Regions from separate parts of the Mus musculus genome. Here region 1 is linked to region 2. A link is a loop called in an ENCODE intact Hi-C map of the cell type or tissue named here. Cell type or tissue: gastrocnemius. All regions are shown on one strand. Links, peaks and the distances in the headings refer to the core of each region. The heading gives the core; the rest is flanking DNA.

Evidence for each region. Peaks named below come from ENCODE experiments on the same cell type or tissue, not always from the same donor. Only the 100,000 strongest peaks of a DNase experiment are listed, where the experiment ranks them.
Region 1: a loop joins it to region 2, with 7 times the contacts of the local background. A loop is called at or near these places in 38 of 42 quality-filtered maps.

Annotation. Positions count from the first base shown.
Region 1 is chr1:167,639,869-167,649,363 of GRCm38, forward strand. No RefSeq gene overlaps it. Among named protein-coding and RNA genes, the nearest start is that of Lmx1a, 45 kb to the right of the region's middle. In gastrocnemius, for the core only: a CTCF peak has its summit at 5,243 (motif pointing left); a DNase peak (open chromatin) is centred at 5,216; H3K27ac peaks cover 98 bases.
Region 2 is chr1:167,410,506-167,420,000 of GRCm38, forward strand. No RefSeq gene overlaps it. Among named protein-coding and RNA genes, the nearest start is that of Gm34207, 8.1 kb to the right of the region's middle. In gastrocnemius, for the core only: no CTCF peak of the experiment used is centred there; DNase peaks (open chromatin) are centred at 4,272 and 4,529.

The DNA of each region.
Region 1 (9,495 bases), core at 1,041-9,040, 230 kb after region 2:
GCTTTTATTCCTATCCCTATTGGGGATGGAGTAGGCCTATCCCAAGCCAAATTCGAGAACATAGAGACTGTCTAAATGGATGCCTGCCTATATAAGAGGAGGCTGGGGTCTGACCTTCCTGGCTAGCTACTCACTAAACATCAGGAACACAGAACCTTCCTCCCCCCCCCCCCCCCCCGTGCACACAGCAGACAGCAATGAATGCTTAGAAGAGGTTGGACTAGTATAAACACAGAGACGAGTATCATTCTTCAGGCCTCTAAAGACAGGGCTCCATCTTGGAGGGGTAAGACTGTAATAGCGTCAGCCCTCTGGGAAGTGTGGGCCGGAGTGAGGTGGACTCCAGGTGGAGCCAGGAGCGTCAGGGGCTGCTCCTCCCTCTGCCTGTGCTGGCTGGGCAGGGGCAGCAGTGGCAGTAGGAGCAGGAACATAAGGAGGGGGACAGAGATCCTCCCAGGGGACAGGAAGGGGGAACAAGGCTGACCCTCCTTTAGAGGAAAACGGGTGGGGAGCGGTGGGGTCCATAGCACTTGGTCTAGGTGGTCACTGGCCTTATAAACTAAACCTTCACCCTGTCAATGATGGGGAGATAGAAAGTCCCCTCCTCAGGCCATCCTACTTTATAGGATCTTTCTGCAAAAGATGGTTAGTTTGAGGGGACAAACAACCAGACTTGAGTCTTCTGTGACTTGGCAAAAGTCCTTAAAATGGTTCAGGACCAAGCCCAGCGGGGTGCTTTGTGCCTGTCCCACCCTAGGAGTCAAAGAAAAATTTGTAGGAGAGGACAAAAAGCACAAATGGAATACACACAGACAAACACAGAAGGACATTCCTGGGAGAAAAAAAGCAAAACCAAAGGCTGTCTTAGCCGGTCTTCCTCCCTGTGCATGGGAGGCCCATAGTCCCACAGCCAGCTCAGAATCCAGATGAGAACTAGCAAGTTCTGCTTCCGGTAGGGCCTCGAGAGTATCCTCTGTGGCTCCTGGCCGGTTGACTGCTTTGTCACCCTCGACCTCCAGATTAAACTGGCAACAGAATTAAATCCAAAACAGAAACACAGATGTGGACAAGACAAAAGACAACTGGGTGCCTGAACTTATCAATGGGGGGGTTGTACTCCACTAATTGGGTGGGTGGGGGAGGGGAGTGTCTTCAGCAAATCTTGGACAACCCCCCAAATGTAAGGGTCCATGAGTTTTGGAAGAATGACACCCCAGACTCAAATAGTATGTAAACACAAGAAGTGTTTTATTCTACAAAAGTCCAGCATGCTTTATGAAGATAGACAATCACGTGAGCTCACAGACCTGATTTAAATAAAGCACATTAGGGGAATTCCAGGGTAGGTGGGCTTTGTTTTACTCTATGTCTAAGGATATTCCATTACCCAGAGTGGGGGGTGGCTGGAAACTGCTGACCCTTTGTCCTTGCTTCAGGCCAGGTAGTGGAGGCAGTTTCTGATGGCAGGGCAGTTTCTGACTAGCAGCTGCCTGAAGCCGAGGTTTTTAGGCCTAATCATCTGAACTGCCAATCTGAAGCCTGTCATGGAGTCTGCCTGTCTCATCAGAATCACCTGGGAAGAGATTCTCAGTAGGGCTTGTCTAGCTCAGGTTGGCCTGGGAGCCTGTCTGTGGAGGAGAATGTCTCGATTATGCTAATTGTGTGGAAAGACCTAATCCACTGTGGGCAGCACCATTCCCTGGGTTCTGAGCTGAATAATAGACGTGCACACATTTATTCTCTCTGTTCTTGACTGCCATGTGACTGGCTGCTTCAGGTTCCTATCTCGACTTTCCCACAATGATGGGCTACAACCTAAATTGTAGTCAAGCAAACCCTTCTCCTTAGAGTTGGTCTACCCAGAGCATTTTATCTCAACCGCAGGAAAGAAATGTAGCTCACTTTCTCCAGCACGCAGTTCTCCAGTGGGCAGAGGAAAGGAAGACTTAAAAACAATGGTGATGAAAGTTGTGAGATCAAAAGAATGGACCACAAGCTTGGGATGAGGCTGGATAATTTCAATGACAGAAATGAACTGTTTTGTGCATCTACCTAGGTACTGTCAGCAGGCAGGGAGAAGGGGCCCAATAGAGCTGGTTAGAAAGCTGCTGTTGGGAGAACACTAAGGCCTTTTCTGCCTCATAGCCATATGTAAGAGGCACAGCTTACAGAAAGCATTTGCCAGACCAGAACTGTTAAACACGGCAGACCTTTTTCTTCAAGGGAAGAAAATGGCTGACACCCGTTCACCTGGAAGGCTGGTGTGGATGTTGCCTTAACAACCTGGAGATCCTTCCTGGTCTGTGGATCTAGCATTTACCCGAAAGCCCCAGCATTCTGAGCATCCTGAGCATTGTTTAGGCTCTAATCCCGAGCTTTGTCTCTCAGTGAATAGAACCTTCCCCAGGACACAGGTCCCAAAGTTTGCATCTTCTACCGATGGAACCCATCAAAGGCAGTCCCAGCTAGGTCCATAGCTGGGTCCCTGCCCCCCCCCCCGCCAAAAAAAAAGCCTTAGTTATCTCCTCCTCCCCTCCCCCCTTCTCCCTCCTCCTCTTCTTCCTCATCCCCTCCCCTCCCCCTTCTTCTTTCTCCTCTTCCTCCCCTCACCCCTCTTCTCTCCTCCTTCTTTTTGTTTTTGTTTTTTCAAGACAGGCTTTCTCTATGTAATGTTATCTGTAGACCAGGCTAGCCTTAAACTTAGAAATCCACCTGCCTCTGCCTCCCTAGTGTGGGGATTCAAGAGGTGTGGCACTATGGTCGGACTGTTTGTTTAGTTTTCTCCTTCTTTATGCAGCCACAGCACGCTCATTCTGGCCAGGCTTGCTCTCCCACCAATCAGTGACTGCCTGTGTGTTTGCTTTGACTTTCTTCTGTGTCTGGGAGGACACCTTTTCCAGTGACTCCTATTCCAGCTCGACCTGTCCTTTCAGGCTGGCCTGTCACCATATCTTTATGCAACCATTCCTGATCTCCCTACTTCTCTGGTTCTTCACATTATTTCGAATCTCTCTCCATTTGAACACCATTCACACTGTGTGTGGCATATTCTATTATTCACTTTCATATTATAAAAACTTTACCGTGAACTCCTTGAGCAGAGATCATGTCTGATGGAAGTGTTTCCATAACAGCTTAGAGCCAAGCACCCAGTTCAAAGTTGGCATTTTCCCCCCACAGTTGGTACCCCTGGTTTCGTTCTATTTCATTCCATTGCAAATAGAGCAATCTCATTGTCAGACTGTGAGCAGTTAAATCACTTTTCAGGGGTATGGGGAGCAGGAAGCAAATGAATTCAGGCCTTAGTGTTCATTGCCTCGGGGAACTGATACACGAGACAGACAGAAAACATTAAGATCAAAGTTAATAGAGATCCCTTCTCTGGGACTGAAGTGATAGACGTGGCTTGGAGGGTGAGGTGCTTGTCACACAAGCATGAGGACCTGATTGTAGTTACCTAGCACCCCACCCACAGAGAAGCCTGGAATGGCAGCAAGCTTTATGATGCCAGTGTGGTGAGAAGTATACAGGTGGGCTATGGGGGAATGGATGAGAGCCTGACTGAATACAAGGTGTTGACATGAACCAAGCTGGGTCAAGGACCCCAATACCTCAGACCCATGGGAGCTGGCTAATCCTTCTCCAGGTCAGGAGTTGGCCAAGCCTTCCTCTGGCCCCAGAGCAAATGCTGACTGCAGGTGCAGACCGGTCGATTATAGCTTCTTCTCTAGGATTGATGCCGGCTGAGACTGCTCCCCTACAGAGACTTCCTACGAACATTAGCTAAGCCTGCCTCCTTGTTCAGCTGTGTACCACGAGCCCTCCTTCCTATGCAGCTGTATACAAGAAACCCAGCTCCTTGATTCAGATGCATAAAATAGACATGATGAGTTTCTGGCTTGCTATTGCTGCTATTTCTTCATCAGAGAGAGCACAGCCTACCAGATCCCAGCTTTCCTGTCTGTGTGTCCATCCTTTCTTCACTCAGCTATAGCCCTAGTAAGATAAATTTCGGAAGCAGTGTGAAATGTGGCAGTGGATCCCAGAGACTCACAGGCCAGCTAGGGTAGCCCCAGGTTAAGTAAGAGACCTTTTCTGAGAAAGAGAGAGAGAGAGAGAGAGAGAGAGAGAGAGAGAGAGAGAGAGAGAGAGAGAGAATATGTATGTATGACATCTATTCATTCTAAATATGAAGAAACAAAGATTGCTGAGGTCAGTGTTGGTCCCAGGGCACACACAGAGCTCAGGGTGAGGGGCATGGCTACCCTCACTGCAGACACTGTTCTTCAAGACCTCCTGTGTCCTGTGCTGTGACTGAGAAGGATCTGCAGACTGAGGCGCTAGTAGATGCAAGGGGCACAGAAAGGAAGAGCTCTTCTTAAGTAAATGTGGAACTCGGACAAACCAGCAGCTGGCTGACATATTCCGAATGTTCAGCTTGTGGATATTTTCTTTGGCTAGTTCTCTTTTAGACTTTCGTCTTTAAAACTGGTTTAGAGGCCACCTAAGAAGGTGGTCTCACGATTCTACACTGAAAACTCATTAAATAACCACAACCCCCCTCCCCCACGTGACACAGATTCTCATAGCATCCGCAACTGCCCCACCTGCCCTAGCACCATGCTGGCTCTTTCTTAGTTCCTAGCTTCCTTCCCTACATTATTTAATACATTTGGGATGGAATGGGACTTGACTGTTTCCAAACATCAAATCTTTTCTCTGAGTGATCACTGCATCAACAGCTGGCTTTTGGCGAGTCTTCCCTCAAACTGAACTAAGGCTTTCGGCTATAAGGATTAATTTAGGGCATCGCTGGGACTAGGAGGGGCTAGGTGGGTAGTGGCAAGGAAACTTAAACTCTTCCCCTTTTTCCTAAGGTGCCCAGGGAAAGCAGATCAGGGAAAAGAGTCTCTGCCAGCTTGTGAAGCACCCCCACCCCACCCCACTCCACAAAAAAAGGAAAAAGAAAAAAAAAAGAAAAAAAGAAAAAAACAACTTCCAGCCAGAAGAGAGCCACTCTCACCCTCCTGGAAAACTCCATGAAAATGTCTCCCGTGACAGATTTGGATCAAACAGCCATCTCTGACCACAGACCACAGAGGAACTGGCCCTGGGCCCAGAGTCCCCACGGGAGAAACTCCTTGGGCTGTGCAGCTGTGGCGCAGCTAGAAACCCATCCATCTTTAGCTGGATGCTGCGGCGTGGAGACAGTTAGGCACGGGCGCCCTCTGCTGCTGGCTCCCGGTATTAGTCGCGCCTGTCTGGGAGAGCATCTTCCAGAGCCTTGGGAGAGCCTCCAACTCTGGCCAGAAGCTCCTGGAACCTGTGTCATTCAGTGGAATGTTTGTTTCAGACTCTGCGGAAAAGGGCCCCAAGGAGGAGTCAAAGCGAGAGCATGAAGACACCCACAGAGGAGGCATAGGAATATCAGTGCAGGATGGGAAACAGTGAACCCTCCCGCAGCAGCTGAAGGGAACATAGACTAGACTTGCCTTGTCACCCGCACAGTGTTTCAGACTTAGGACTGGATCTCACTCTGACAGAAACGTTTCCATTGTCACTGACAGACAGATGTTCCCACAAGTAGAACATGGGACTCGGGAGTAGCCAAATTAATTTTCAATGGGAATCAGGACTTCTTTGCCCCATACCCCTTTAACCAAAGCCAAGAGAGTATAAAAATGTTGGCTGGGATCATCACTTCCCACATCTGAGGAGCCAGATGTAGACTCAAAGGAAGCCAGAACTGCTTATAGCGCACCTAACAGTTAGCAAAGGTCGGGGAACTGGTGTGAAGAACAGAGCCCAAAGAGAAGGGCAGAGGATTCTCTGATGGCAATGGGGCAGTCCATTATGGCACCTTGAGCAGATCCTGGACCTCACAAGGCTTCGGAGTCCTCTGCTGTGTGATAGAAGAGTCTGGTCAGATCACCTCCAAAACATCTTTACTTTAGTGAATCAATAGTGTCTATCAGAGATCATCTGGCTTTGTGTTCCAAGATCTGGAGTGGAAGCAAGGGACCACACCCAGTCTTGGATACCGGTTCTAGAGGAAGCAGAAAGATTTCTTAGCTCAGAATCTGAAGGATAAAACACACAAGTTAAATAGGATTGTCTAATATATGTTATGAGTTTGGTGCTGTTAAATGACACAATTATAGAGCTAGGGAGAGGGCCCAATCTGTAGAAAATGTTTGATTTACAAGCACCAGGACCTGCGTTTGATCCACAGAACCCATGCAAAAATCAGGTTGCAGTGGTGGTCTGAGTTTATAATTCCAGCAGTGAGCAAGCTGAAGCAGAGTTCTAGGCAAGCTAGAGAAGGAGGAGGAGGGGAAGGGGGAGGGAGAGGGANNNNNNNNNNAAAGAAGAGAGAGATCTGAAGAAGCTACAGTGTACTTACATATAATAAATAAATAAATCTTTAAAAAAAAAAAAAAAAAAAAAAAAAGAGAGAGAGAGAGCCAACCTGTATGCCTCTGTGGTTGTCTTCAGCCTCTCTAGGCTTGACAGTGCTGGCGAGCCCCAGGAGAAAAGATACAAATGCATCCTTCTAGTTCAGTTGTTCTCAACCTGTGGGTCACGACCCCTTTGGGGTTGGAATAATCACATAGCCGGCATGTCAGATACTTACATTACCGTTCACAACAGTAGCAAGATTACAGTTATGAAATAGCCAGAAAATAACTTTACAATTTATGCAAAATAACTTTCACGTTAGGAGTCACCATAATGTGAGGCACGGTGTTAAAGGGCCGCAGCGTTAGGAAGTCTGAGAACCACTGCGCTAGCTGATGGCACAGAACACTCAAGCCACCTCTTCTCCTCTTCCTCGCCTGCTCTTTCATATTTAAATCCCCCCAAGGTACTCACTTCTCCTATTTTTTTTTCTTACCAGTCTTTGAAAATGTTCTTTGCACGAGTTTATCTGTCCATACGACAAGCGTGGAAATCACTACTATTCCATTTTTTTTTTAGGTGTGTATATGGTTTGTTGTCTGTCTCCCTTGAGGTTTTGTTATATTTGGTCCTGTGCTTTGGGGCTGTGTTAGCACTAGCTGATGTGTCCTTTGGTTGCATAGTGTTCCTGCAGACACGCAGGTGGCCTGCAGTGCCTTTGTAGACATTCTTGCTGATATCCATATTATCTATTTGAGACAGGATTTCTTAAATGTAGGCTGGACTGGCTGACTAGCAAGTCCCAAAACCTTAGACTTCTCCAACCATGTAAGAAGCCAGTGAGCTGGGACCTAGGGGCAGGAAGTAGCCTTCACCAGACAGAGGGCCTGTCAAAGCTTTGCTCATGATCTTCCTAGTCTCTAAATCCACTTCTCTTAGCCACTGTTCTATTGCTGTGAAGAGATACCATGGCCAAGGCAACTCTTCTAAAAGAAAGCATTTAATTGGGGGCTTGCTTACAGGTTTAGAGGGTTAGTTCATGATCTTCATGGTGGGAAGCAGATAGCCATGGGTCTGGAGCAGTTTCTGAGAGCTTTACACTTCCAGAGACATATCTCTTCTAACAAGGCCACACCTCCTCTCCAACATGGCCACACCTCCTCTCTAACAAGGCCACACCTCCTCTCCAACATGGCCACACCTCCTCTCTAACAAGGTCACGCCTCGTCTTAATCCTCCTAAAACAGTTCACCAGCTGGGGACTAAGGATGCAAATATATGATCCTATGGGGCCATTCTCACGCAAACCACCATGCCATGGGAATGAAACTGTAGTCGTCTACTCTGTGTCACTTTTAAGACTTTGCCACACTCAGCCCTAAATGGGATATCTTTGTCAAATGTCAACCCCCTACCTCCCCATTCAAGGCTCAGAGAACCATGCAGAAGAGGAAGCAAAAAGATTGTAGGAGCCAGAGTTACTGATGCCCCCAAGGAAACATCATTTTCCACACACAACAGAACTCACAGACTGTGGCAGCACACATAGACCTGCAATGGGAGAGAGGAGAGAGCAGTCCTTGGTGCCCAAGTTCTGTCAGACAGTGATTACAGCTTGTTTGGAATTAGATCTCATACACACCTGTGGGGAATGGAACATTTAATCCTAGGGCAGAGACGGGGAAAGCCTGGTTTCCTGAAGTGAAACAGAAGAGAGTTGTCACCAGTATGAGATGTGAATGCTCTGAAAGATGAGGAGTCAAGATGCTGACCCAGTTGATAAATGGCACTACAGCCACGTGGGCACATGTCACGGTACCTCTTACCTGCAAGACCAGTGTTCTATATGCATCTCCTCCTTATACCACCAAAGCCCTTCTGGGAGGTGGGGACTGCCACCATTCTCATTTCAATGATGACGACATCAACACTCAAGAAAGTGCATTTAACTCAATTAGTTATTTATTTAATTTAATACAGGGTCCCATAGCTAGTTATGGTAAACCCCACAGTCAAACTCATAATTGTCTCTTATTACTTCACAGTCTTTTAACCACTGCACACCATCACTGATAGGACAGCCAGTCCAGGAAAGGAACTTTATTCCACACATAGTTCAGTGTGAGTGCCTCCGCCTGCCCTGACATCCTAGGATCGTCTGATACTGTCGTTGCCTCTGGTTTCCTTCTTGAAACTACTATTTCCACTCCACTCCTAGCACAAATACTTCCTCCCCTGGATGAAGCTGACCACACACACAGGGCAGGGGAGAGGCACTGGCACGATAAGGGTCATCTGTGTTGGGGTGTCCATGGGCAGCTGAAGAAGGATATTCTCCGCCAAGCTGCCTGATTCCAAACGGGCTCAGCCACGTTTGTTCAGACTTTCCAAGTAATTTCATCCCTGGGGTGGAAACAGAGCATGGAATGATTTGGAGCAAAAGGACAATTTTTGGACAATTACAAGTGAGTGAAACCAGGAGGTTTATAATGGAAGTTGTCTCTCAACCCCTTAACTTTTAGCATTTTGTAACCAAGGATTCTGTCTCTCAGGTTTTGGTGGTGGGAACACAATGCTAAGCAGCTGTCTGGAACAGCTTCTAGAGGTCCAATAATTAGAAACAGCTACACTGACTCCGGGGCCCATTGGTTGGGTTGCAAGGAGCATGGCTGTACATTCAGAGGGAGAAAGAGAAAAAAGGCTGGAAACGCGTAAAAAATAAAAATTCAACCAAGTATGTCAGATGTGTTTTTTTTTTAAAAGTGGCTTGCATTTTGCTTTTCAAAATTGCACTGTCTAATCTTAATAATTCTTGTGTGAGGAATGAGCTGGAAGAAAAGTCAAAAATCCTGACAATAATGGGGAGCCAGCCCCATCTATTATTGGGGGGCACACGGTCAGTGGAAGGCGACAGTGTGGTTTACGAGTAAATCAGGTGACACGGCTAGGAAGTTAATATTGTCTGCCAAAAATAAAAAAAAGTGTAAGGAGCCTTGTTGTCATCTTCCAATTTCCTCAGACAGATTTAAAAGCTGGAAAACGCCCAGCTATTGTGCAGGCCTGAGACACGGGCTTCCTGGAGACAGATAACAAGCT
Region 2 (9,495 bases), core at 1,021-9,020:
ACAGGGCATGTGTAGATACCCTCCGGGTAGCCACGGTTCTCTCCCCTGAGTTTTAAAATGATATATATGTATTTCAACCAATAACAGAAATGCATCTGGAATGGACTTTGGGAATTAAGAATGTCAAGAAGCTGGCCAGTGCCATTTTGGAACATAAAACCGAAAATGATTACTGAGAAATAGTTCAGTAATGAATGATGGTTCCAAGGGTACATTCCACAGGCTTTCTGATCAATGCACCAGTGTCAATTGGAATTAGATATGCAGCTTCCCTCAGGACTCCTTGAACAGCAGTCCTTATTTGGATGTGTAAGTTGGGTGGAGGGTGCTCTTTGAGACAGATCTCTCTCTGTAGCCCAGGCTAGCCTCAAACTTGGCATCTTTCCTTTCCCACTTCTGAGTGCTGGCATGGTTAGGTAAGTCCTGATCGCTAAAATCACCCTGTCTCTCCTCTTTACTCTTTATTCTCATAGTGATTTGGGAATGTGGCTTAGAAGTTTAACTTCATTCAAGGCTGCTTTGAAATACTCAAATAGGTAATTTGTAGCTAGTGTTACTATTATTTTAGGCATTACCAAATTCTTAGTCCTCACTCATTACTTCTTGTGTTACTGAGATTTCTCTTTTTGGAAAAAAAATTTTTTTTTCGACAGATAACACTCAAAATCCTTCTGGCTTTTGATAACGTCACTGTTTCTGTCTACACTGGCACTCAGGTTAAAGCAGCTGAGCTACTGAAACTTTACACACAAATGGGAAACATTGAATAAAGTATTCTGTGTGTGTGTGCTTGTGCGTACGTGCAGACAACCTTAGTTGTCATTCCTTTGGTGCCATTCACCTTATTTTTGTGAGATTGTCTCTCACTGATTAGGCAAGTCTAGATGCCACTGAACCACCTGACCCCTTCCTTAGCGCTGTGACTACAACTGCACCATTCCCAGCCTTTTGTTTCTATGGCCCCGAGGCTGCAGTTCAGGTCCTAATGCCTGTGCAGTAAATGCTTCCTTGACTGAGCCCTCTCTGTAGCCCCATGAAAGTAGGGTTTAAAGGTTATTTATTTCTGGAGGCTGGAGAGATGGACCAGCAGTTCCAAGCATTGGCTGCTTTTCTAGAAGACCAGAGCTCAATCTCCAGAGTGCACAGTAGTTCATAAGTGCCTGCAACTGTAGTCTGGGAGTCAGGCACACTCCTCTGACCTCTATGGGCACCAGGCATTTGGTGCATATACAAATGTGAGGGCAAAACATGCATACACATGAAAAATCTCCAGTACCTATACAATGCAATATATAGGTTAAATCATATGGAATGACCAGAATGTGGGAGCTTTATTTTTGAGGGAGGGTTAAAATAACCAAATACTAGTATTTTCATATAACTTAACCAAATATGTGAATAGGGAAAATTTCACTAAAATATTTTAAAATCAACTTCCTTTTTAATATTAATGATTGCTTTCTAATGTATTGATTTTATGAGTTGAGCTTTTACATAGTAGGTTTACTTATAGCAGGGTCCGTTTAGACTTTACCAGACTTTCTGTTTTGCACATGTGTGGTATGATGTCCTGACTTGAAGCTCAGGAATTCAAGGGCAACTAGAAATCTTTCAGCACACATCTTTCACAGCATTAACCGCAATCCTCCCTGACAACTTGGAGGTTACTGACTCTGAAACGAAGCCAGTTGCCGAGAATCCAGCATGTATTCTTTCTGTGACCCTTAGAAACTGGCCTGTTTCCTATTAATGATTTTTTTTGTTGTTGTTGGAGGCATGTTATAGTCTAGTTTTTTTTTCTGGTTAATTCCCAGATCTTCTGCCATTTTTCTTGTACAACCCCGTTTTCTTTGTGGTGGGTCTTACCGAAAGACACCACGGGCAGAAAGAGAGCTTCTGGAAATTATCATGTTTCAGCAACAGAACTGTTTAAACATCTGACAGCCATTTGCAACCAAACATCTCTGGTCTCATCCATGGAAAATATCACACATAGCAGAGAAAATGGAAAGGAGCTGGCAGAAGATATCTGCTGAGTTTGCTCTGTGCAGTGTTCAAATGAGTTCCTCGGGGGACCTCAGACTACGGGTATTGGCTCTTTCTGGTTTAACGAGTTGGGAGTGCTCCTTCTTACACAGAGCGAGGAACCAGAGTCCAGTTTTGAAGATGAACTTGAGAAATCAGCTTCCCTATTCCAAAAGTCAGTGTCGTGATGGATAGGATTTAGGGACAGGGCTTAGTAGTTTCATTTCATTTGGAGCAATTTGAGATATAAACCATGTAAGTGTGGAACATATACGATTATTTTAGAAGATCATAGGGGTGAAAGGAACACCATTAGAATTCTCTCTCAGGCAGACAGGGCCCATTCCTGTTGGCACTGGAAAGTCAGGTCACCATTGTTCCAAGGCCCCTCAAAAAAAGTGATTCATAACTCCTAAGTTAGGAGCTTTGAATTTGCATTCTGTTTAGGAATCCAACAATTTTCCAAGGTTGTTATGATGAGTGAAGAAACTCCAGTTAGCCTGAGAGAGAGCCTTTGGGGATGAATTGGTTTAACCCTAGGATGTGATCAGTTTTTAACTCACAGCAGCATTTCCTCTCAGCTAAAGGCACCTGACTAGACAAGGGCAAGAGGATTCTGCAGCCTTTCTTTCTCTGGAGCACACTTCTAGTAGAATAATAAGAGCTCCATTAAGAGACTGCCATTTTTTTCTGTGTGTGGTGCATGCATGCCCTATCCACGTTTTGTGCACACATGTGCTTGCACAGCCCATTCCTCCTGTGTGTAGGCATGGTGTTGATGTTGGGAATCATTCTCCTTTAATCTTTCACTTTATTCATTGAGGAAAGGCCTCTCAATCAAACCCAGAGCTTGCAGATATGCCTATCCTTGCTGGGATTATACAGATAGGCCACCAGGTCCCCTTGGCATTGGCGTGTGTTCTGGGATCTGAACTCTGGTCTCTTTATTCTTCCACTGAAATCTCTTAACAACTGAGACATTTCTCCATCCCCTCCCTGCTACTTTCTTTAATGGAAATACTCTGTTGTTTATTGAGCTTGGTCTAGCATATAAATTACAGTATTGTTAATGGAATTTAGTAGGATGGGAACTTTAGGATAATTAGCAAACCAGTCACCCACCCACAAGAGACACAATCAGAGAAAGTCAAGCTTCATTAGTTTCCACAATGACATGAAAATCTCGGCTAATAATTATAGTTGTCTTGAGCCTCAGGTGACAGCTTTTTGCCCATCAGCTAAGTAGGAAATAAATTTCTGTTTCATGCCTGGGATCTTATACTAATTAATGTAAGAAATGCCTTTATTTACATGTGTACATCTTTGAACCACAAATGCCCAGTAGAAATATAGTGGTACCCATCCATGCAATAGAAGACTTACTCATTACAAAGTAAAAAGATGCCAGAGAAATTAATTTTAATGATATTCTTAACCTAACACATCCCAAATTAGTGTGATGTTTAGTAGTATACTGCCAATATAAAATCATTAAGGAGATAAGTTTATATTTTGGCTTCTACACAAAGACTTCTTAGAAGTCAATGTGGTTTTATAGGCAAGGTGTGTATCAATTTGGGCTGGCCACATTCCAGGCACCAATAACCACTGATAAGTCGTGGCTGTCAGATTGGGTTATACAGCCTTCAACTGTTCCCAAATCCACTACCAGGCAGAAGGTTTTAGAAGGGGAGGGGAAATAGGTCAAAGACTTCCTAAAATTAGGGGAATCTGGGGCACCAAAAATTTCAGGATAGCTGTCCTGGAATGTGGAATAGTGTCTAAAATGTAAACCTAGGGCTGGAGAAATGACTCAATAATTAGGAGCACTGACAGTTCTTCCAGAGGTCCTGAGTCCAATTCCCAGCAACCACAGGGTGACGCACAACCATCTGTAATGGGATCTGACGCCCTCTTCTGGTGAGTCTGAAGACAGCCACAGTGTACTCACATCTAGAAAATGTAAACCCAAAGCACCATTTTTAAAGCTTTACCTAAGACTCCAGCAGGAAAGTGTGATCCGAACAAGTTCAGATACTCAGAGTCCTCAAAAGTGGTAACAGCGCCGGTGGTTTGGATCTGAGACTGAGAATAGACGGGGGACAGGGTAGGGAAAGCTGAGGTCAAAGCAGCTGCGCTGCTCTCTGGGAGTAAGCTCGATGTCTCACACTGTACCTGCTGCATCGTTCGTGCTGTGTGAGAGGCGTCTTCTTTTTTCCCTTGTTCCCCCTCAGGGCAGTTTGCCCACGTGGATTCTCTTTTTGGGCTGCAAGTGATTTCTTATTTTGCATTCCCAGAACCTCATTTCTGCAGCAGCCCAAGCTCATAGGCCTGTTTTATAATCGTGTCACAAATATCAAAGGCTTATTGTTGAAGCATTAGCGATAATGGCAGTAACAATTCAGTTACAATTCCAGTAACAACTCCAAGTCCTTGGGAAATGTTCCATTAAGTCACTCTTAATTAGGGGAGAAGACCAGAGGCAATTCCAGTTGTGACCTACGGGTGGCAGCATTGTCTAAGTCACGAGCTGCTGCGTTATTTCCTCTACTTCCTGGGGTCATGTAACAAGCTCAGTCAAGAAGAGACGTTTTCATCAACAACTCTCTAAACTCCAGACTACAAGGCCAGGGACAACAATTCAAGGACGGGGCTCTGAATTGAGAATTGAGAGCTATAGCTGTACAGGGGAAGACTGGCAGGCCCAGAGTCAAAGAACCAGTTACGAAATTGTAGGGACCCTGGAAGGCCATGGCAGGAGATCTTCAGTTCAGGATGCAAGAATGGTTTTCTCTACATTTGTTAGTTTTCATCAGGTGGATCAACTTACTAATCTAGTATAATCAAGTGGTTGATAGACAATATTTGGAAAATTTGTAAAATTACCCATGAGAAAATAAAAAATTCTGCTCATACATCCCCATCTCTCCCTCTATCTATGTACATATCAGCATAGAAAACTATTTTCCTATTGTTCCAGAGACTAAACCTTAAAACCTTTTGATCTATAAGTCAAGCTATTGGCACTCGGGTGTGGGATTAGGAAGTGGTGTGTATGTGTGCTCTGTGTGTGTGTGTGTGTTTGTGTGTGTGAGTGCGCGTGTGTGCATGCATGTTCCAGCTCTGCATCCTGGTAGACATCACACATACATGCCCCACAGGCATCTTTACCTTTAAGGTCCCTTTTTTTTGTTGATAGTATTGTGATAGAAGAATATGGACAAAAATGGAATATGGCAAATGGATGGACCTGGAGGGCATCATCCTGAGTGAGGTAACCCAATCACAAAAGAACTCACATGATATGTACTCACTGATATTAGCCCAGAAACTTAGAATACACAAGATACAAGATACAATTTGCAAAACACATGAAACTCAAGAAGAACGAAGACCAAAGTGTGGACACTTTGCCCCTTCTTAGAATTGGGAACAAAACACCCATGGAAGGAATTACAGAGACAAAGTTTGGAGCTGAGACAAAAGGATGGACCATCTAGAGACTGCCGCACCCGGGGATCCATCCCATAATCAGCCTCCAAACACAGACACCATTTTATACACCAGCAAGATTTTGCTGAAAGGACCCTGATATAGCTGTCTCTTGTGAAGCTATGCCGGGGCCTGGCAAACACAGAAGTGGATGCTCACAGTCAGCTATTGGATGGATCACAGGGCCCCCAATGGAGGAGCTAGAGAAAGTACCCAAAGAGCTAAAAGGGGGTCTGCAACCCTATAGGTGGAACAACATTATGAACTAACCAGTACCCCCCGGAGCTCGTGTCTCTAGCTGCATATGTAGCAGAAGATGGCCTAGTCGGCCATCATTGGGAAGAGAGGCCCCTTGGTCTTGCAAACTTTATATGCCTCAGTACAAGGGAACACCAGGGCCAAGAAGTGGGAGTGGGTGGGTAGGGGAGTGGGGGGGGGAGTGTCTGGGGGACTTTTGGGATGGCATCTGAAATGTAAATGAAGAAAATACCTAATTAAAAAATAAATTAAAAAAAAAGAATATGGACAAAAAGAGCTACAAAGATTGCACATGAAAGAAGCCAACTGCAGAGGGAGACCGGAAGCCTTTGCTTACCCTGACGTCATCCGACAACAGAACAAGCTCTGGATAAAGCCCAGGAAATATAAAGGGGTGAGATGGGGTGGGTGGTCGGATTACTAGACGTAGTTTTTCCTTTCTAAACAAGCTATCTGTTTCTATTCCATGTCTAACTTAAAAGGCGTGGCCTTTTCCCCATCTCCCCTCCTGGTAGCTGCCAGGATTGTCACATAACCTGTATAATCTACTGTTTTCCTAAATGCTAATAAAATTGTTGTCCAGGTTTCTTTTGAATCTGTTTCTAAATTATTTTATTAACAAGTCTACGATAACAGTATTACTAGCCTTATAAACAACCAGAAGATCCACTTCAGGTAAATCTTCGATGTCATTGGTACACTGGCTCACCAGTGACCCAATCCTGTGGACACGCCAGCATCTCTACCCATTGTCTTCATGCCTTCCCTGATACCCTTATTTCTCCGTCCCTCTTTCTTTTGTTCTTTTGTCTATCTGACTGTGTTTTTGTTCTGATTTGTATCTTGTCTCTGGCTGTACTCTGCTCTAACCTGCCTCGCCCACTTAGTCCTGAGGTCTTGCCACACTGTGCGCCAGCTCACAAACCTTCGATAGCCTGGGCTGTTTAGCACATAAATCCTAGTTCTTATCGGAAGCTGAAGCTAGTCTTCCGCTAGACTGAGGCAAATGCTTTGCTCCGTGTGAGTCTTGTCAGACTCATTGCACACACCGTCATCCCACTTCAGTATTCAGTCTTTCAGATCCAAACTCTACCTGTCTCTCAAAGGTCACCTTAAGTGTCTTTTTCACCTCTGAAGCTTTTCTTACCACCAATAATTCCAAAGGTTTCCAAACTATCCTAAGTATGGTACTTTATGTGTTTCACTCATGGAGAAATGAATGCTTTCTATCTTATTATTATAAGACACATACATATTGTCTTAGCTTTAAAAGACAAGGACTGAGGGCATAGCTTAGTTGGTGAAATGCTTGACTAGCATGTATGAGCCCCTGGATGGAATACTCAGCACTACATAAAAGCAGATACGGCCTTCAGGAAGTACAGGAGAAGAGTCAGAAGTTCAAAGCTATCCTTGGGCACATAGTGAGTTTAAGGTTAGCCTGAGATATATGAGACTTTGCTGAGAGAGAGAGAGGGAGGGAGAGGGGGAGGGGGAGGGGGAGGGGGAGGGGGAGAGGGAGAGGGAGAGGGAGGGAGGGAGAGGGAGAGGGAGGGGGGAGGGAGGGAGGGAGGAAGGGAGGGAGGGAGAGAAAGAGAGAGAGAGAGAGAGAGAGAGAGAGAGAGAGAGAGAGAGAGAGAGAGAGATTAGATAAATCCCACCACCTCATGCTTTTTGGTGTTACTTGAGATTAAATTTAGGGCCTTACTCATGCTAGGCATGTATTTAATCACTGAGCTGAGCTGTATCCCTGGGTCCATGATGCATCAACTGTGGTTTTTTTTTTTTTTTTTTTTTTTGTTTTGTTTTTTTTAGAATTTCCTGTGTTTACATCATTTCCAATCCACACTCTTCCCCCATGCAGCTCTTTCTGTGCACCCCACTCCCTCTGAACTTTGTGACCTCTTCTTAATCACTACCGTTACATATATACATCCATCCATACATATGTACATGGAAATACAATCTGTGGAGGCCATTTACTGTTGCTCTTCTATGTATTTTATTAGGGCTGACCATTTGGAATTGGGTAACTTATCAGGGGGGCTATCTATACCCTGAAGAAAACTGGTTATCTCACAGCAACCATTGATTGCCTGTAGCTCTTTATCTAGGGGCAGGGAGTATCAACTGTTTTTGTTTTTCTCATTTCCTCATTACATAATATTCTATGTGAATGTTGTTCTGAATATTTTTTGGGGGGGTGTTTCGAGACAGGCTTTCTCTGTGTAGCCCTGGCTGTCCTGGAACTCACTTTGTAGACCAGGCTGGCCTCGAACTCAGAAATCCGACTGCCTCTGCCTCCTGAGTGCTGGGATTAAAGGTGTGTACCACCATGCCCGGCTGTTCTGAATTTTTTTTTTTTTGTTGTTGTTTTGGTTTGGTTTTGGTTTTTCGAGACAGGGTTTCTTTGTGTAGCCCTGGCTGTCCTGGGCTGTCCTCTGTAGATCAGGCTGGCCTCGAACTCAGAAATCCGCCTGCCTCTGCCTCCCAAGTGCTGGGATCAAAGGTGTGCGTGCGCCACCACAGCCGGCTGAATATTTTTATTTTTAAATTACATGTATATATCTGTGTCTACATGTGGGTATATGAGCATAAGTGTCTGCAGAGGCCAGAAGGAAGCATCAAGTTGCAGGTGGTTGTGAGCCACCTACTGTGGGTGCTGGGAACCAGGCTCAGGTAAGAGCAGTATGCTCTGTCAACTGCTAAGCAATTGTTCCAGCTCTCAGAATATTTATCAAAGGAGCAATGAACAGCTAGTGTTACTATCAGGATCTGTGTCATCCCTTCTTAATTTTCTCTTCAGACTAAGCTTCCCTAGTGTCTCAACCTTTCAGTTTGGGTGCTGAAGACCCATAGCTAAGATTGAGGAAAAGTTAGTTATGAGCTGTGTCCGTGTCTTCCACAGAAGGGTGGAGCTAGGCATTTGGTCCCTCAGATACACTCTGGAGAAGTGTATTCTTGTCTGAGGTCATATCTTCAGTTCTCTAGAACATCTCAACATCCAGCCTAGCTGTTCTTTTTTTTTAAAAAGATTTATTTATTTATTATATGTAAGTACACTGTAGCTGTCTTCAGACACACCAGAAGAGGGCGTCAGATCTTGTTACGGATGGTTGTGAGCCACCGTGTGGTTGCTGGGACTTGAACACTGGACCTTTGGAAGAGCAGTCGGGTACTCTTACCCACTGAGCCATCTCACCAGCCTCTAGCTGTTCTTGAGGCGGTCAGTGAGTCTGTCCTCTTCAGGGATGTTCTCACATGCTTCCAAGGTAGGGGAACACACAGACAAAAGGAAAGGTGCAGTCTGGGGGCTGGAGTCTGGATCCCTTGGGAATAGCTTCATGTTTGGTGACTGTATAGCATTTCTATAGTTTTCCTTTGACCCAAAGATAGAGCCAGATTAGGGAACTAGAAGCCACAGCCAGGTTGCAGAACCCAGTCTGGTGGTGCCTGGCTGTCTGCTTGTGAAATCCAATCTTGAGTGTGGAGTTTCCACAGCCTCTCATTCGCCTTTGAGGGTATTTTCCTCCCTGGGCACATGTGGGTGGGTTGCTTGTTGAACAAGATGCAGTGGAACTCCAGGGAGAGACCAGTGGAAAATGTTTTATGCGATTCCATGTGTGTATTCTTCAGTGTCACATTTAAACCTCATTTGAGCACACAGGCAGTGCGGGCTCTTAGTTTCTTACCAGCTATAGTAGAGTTAAACTCCTTCGG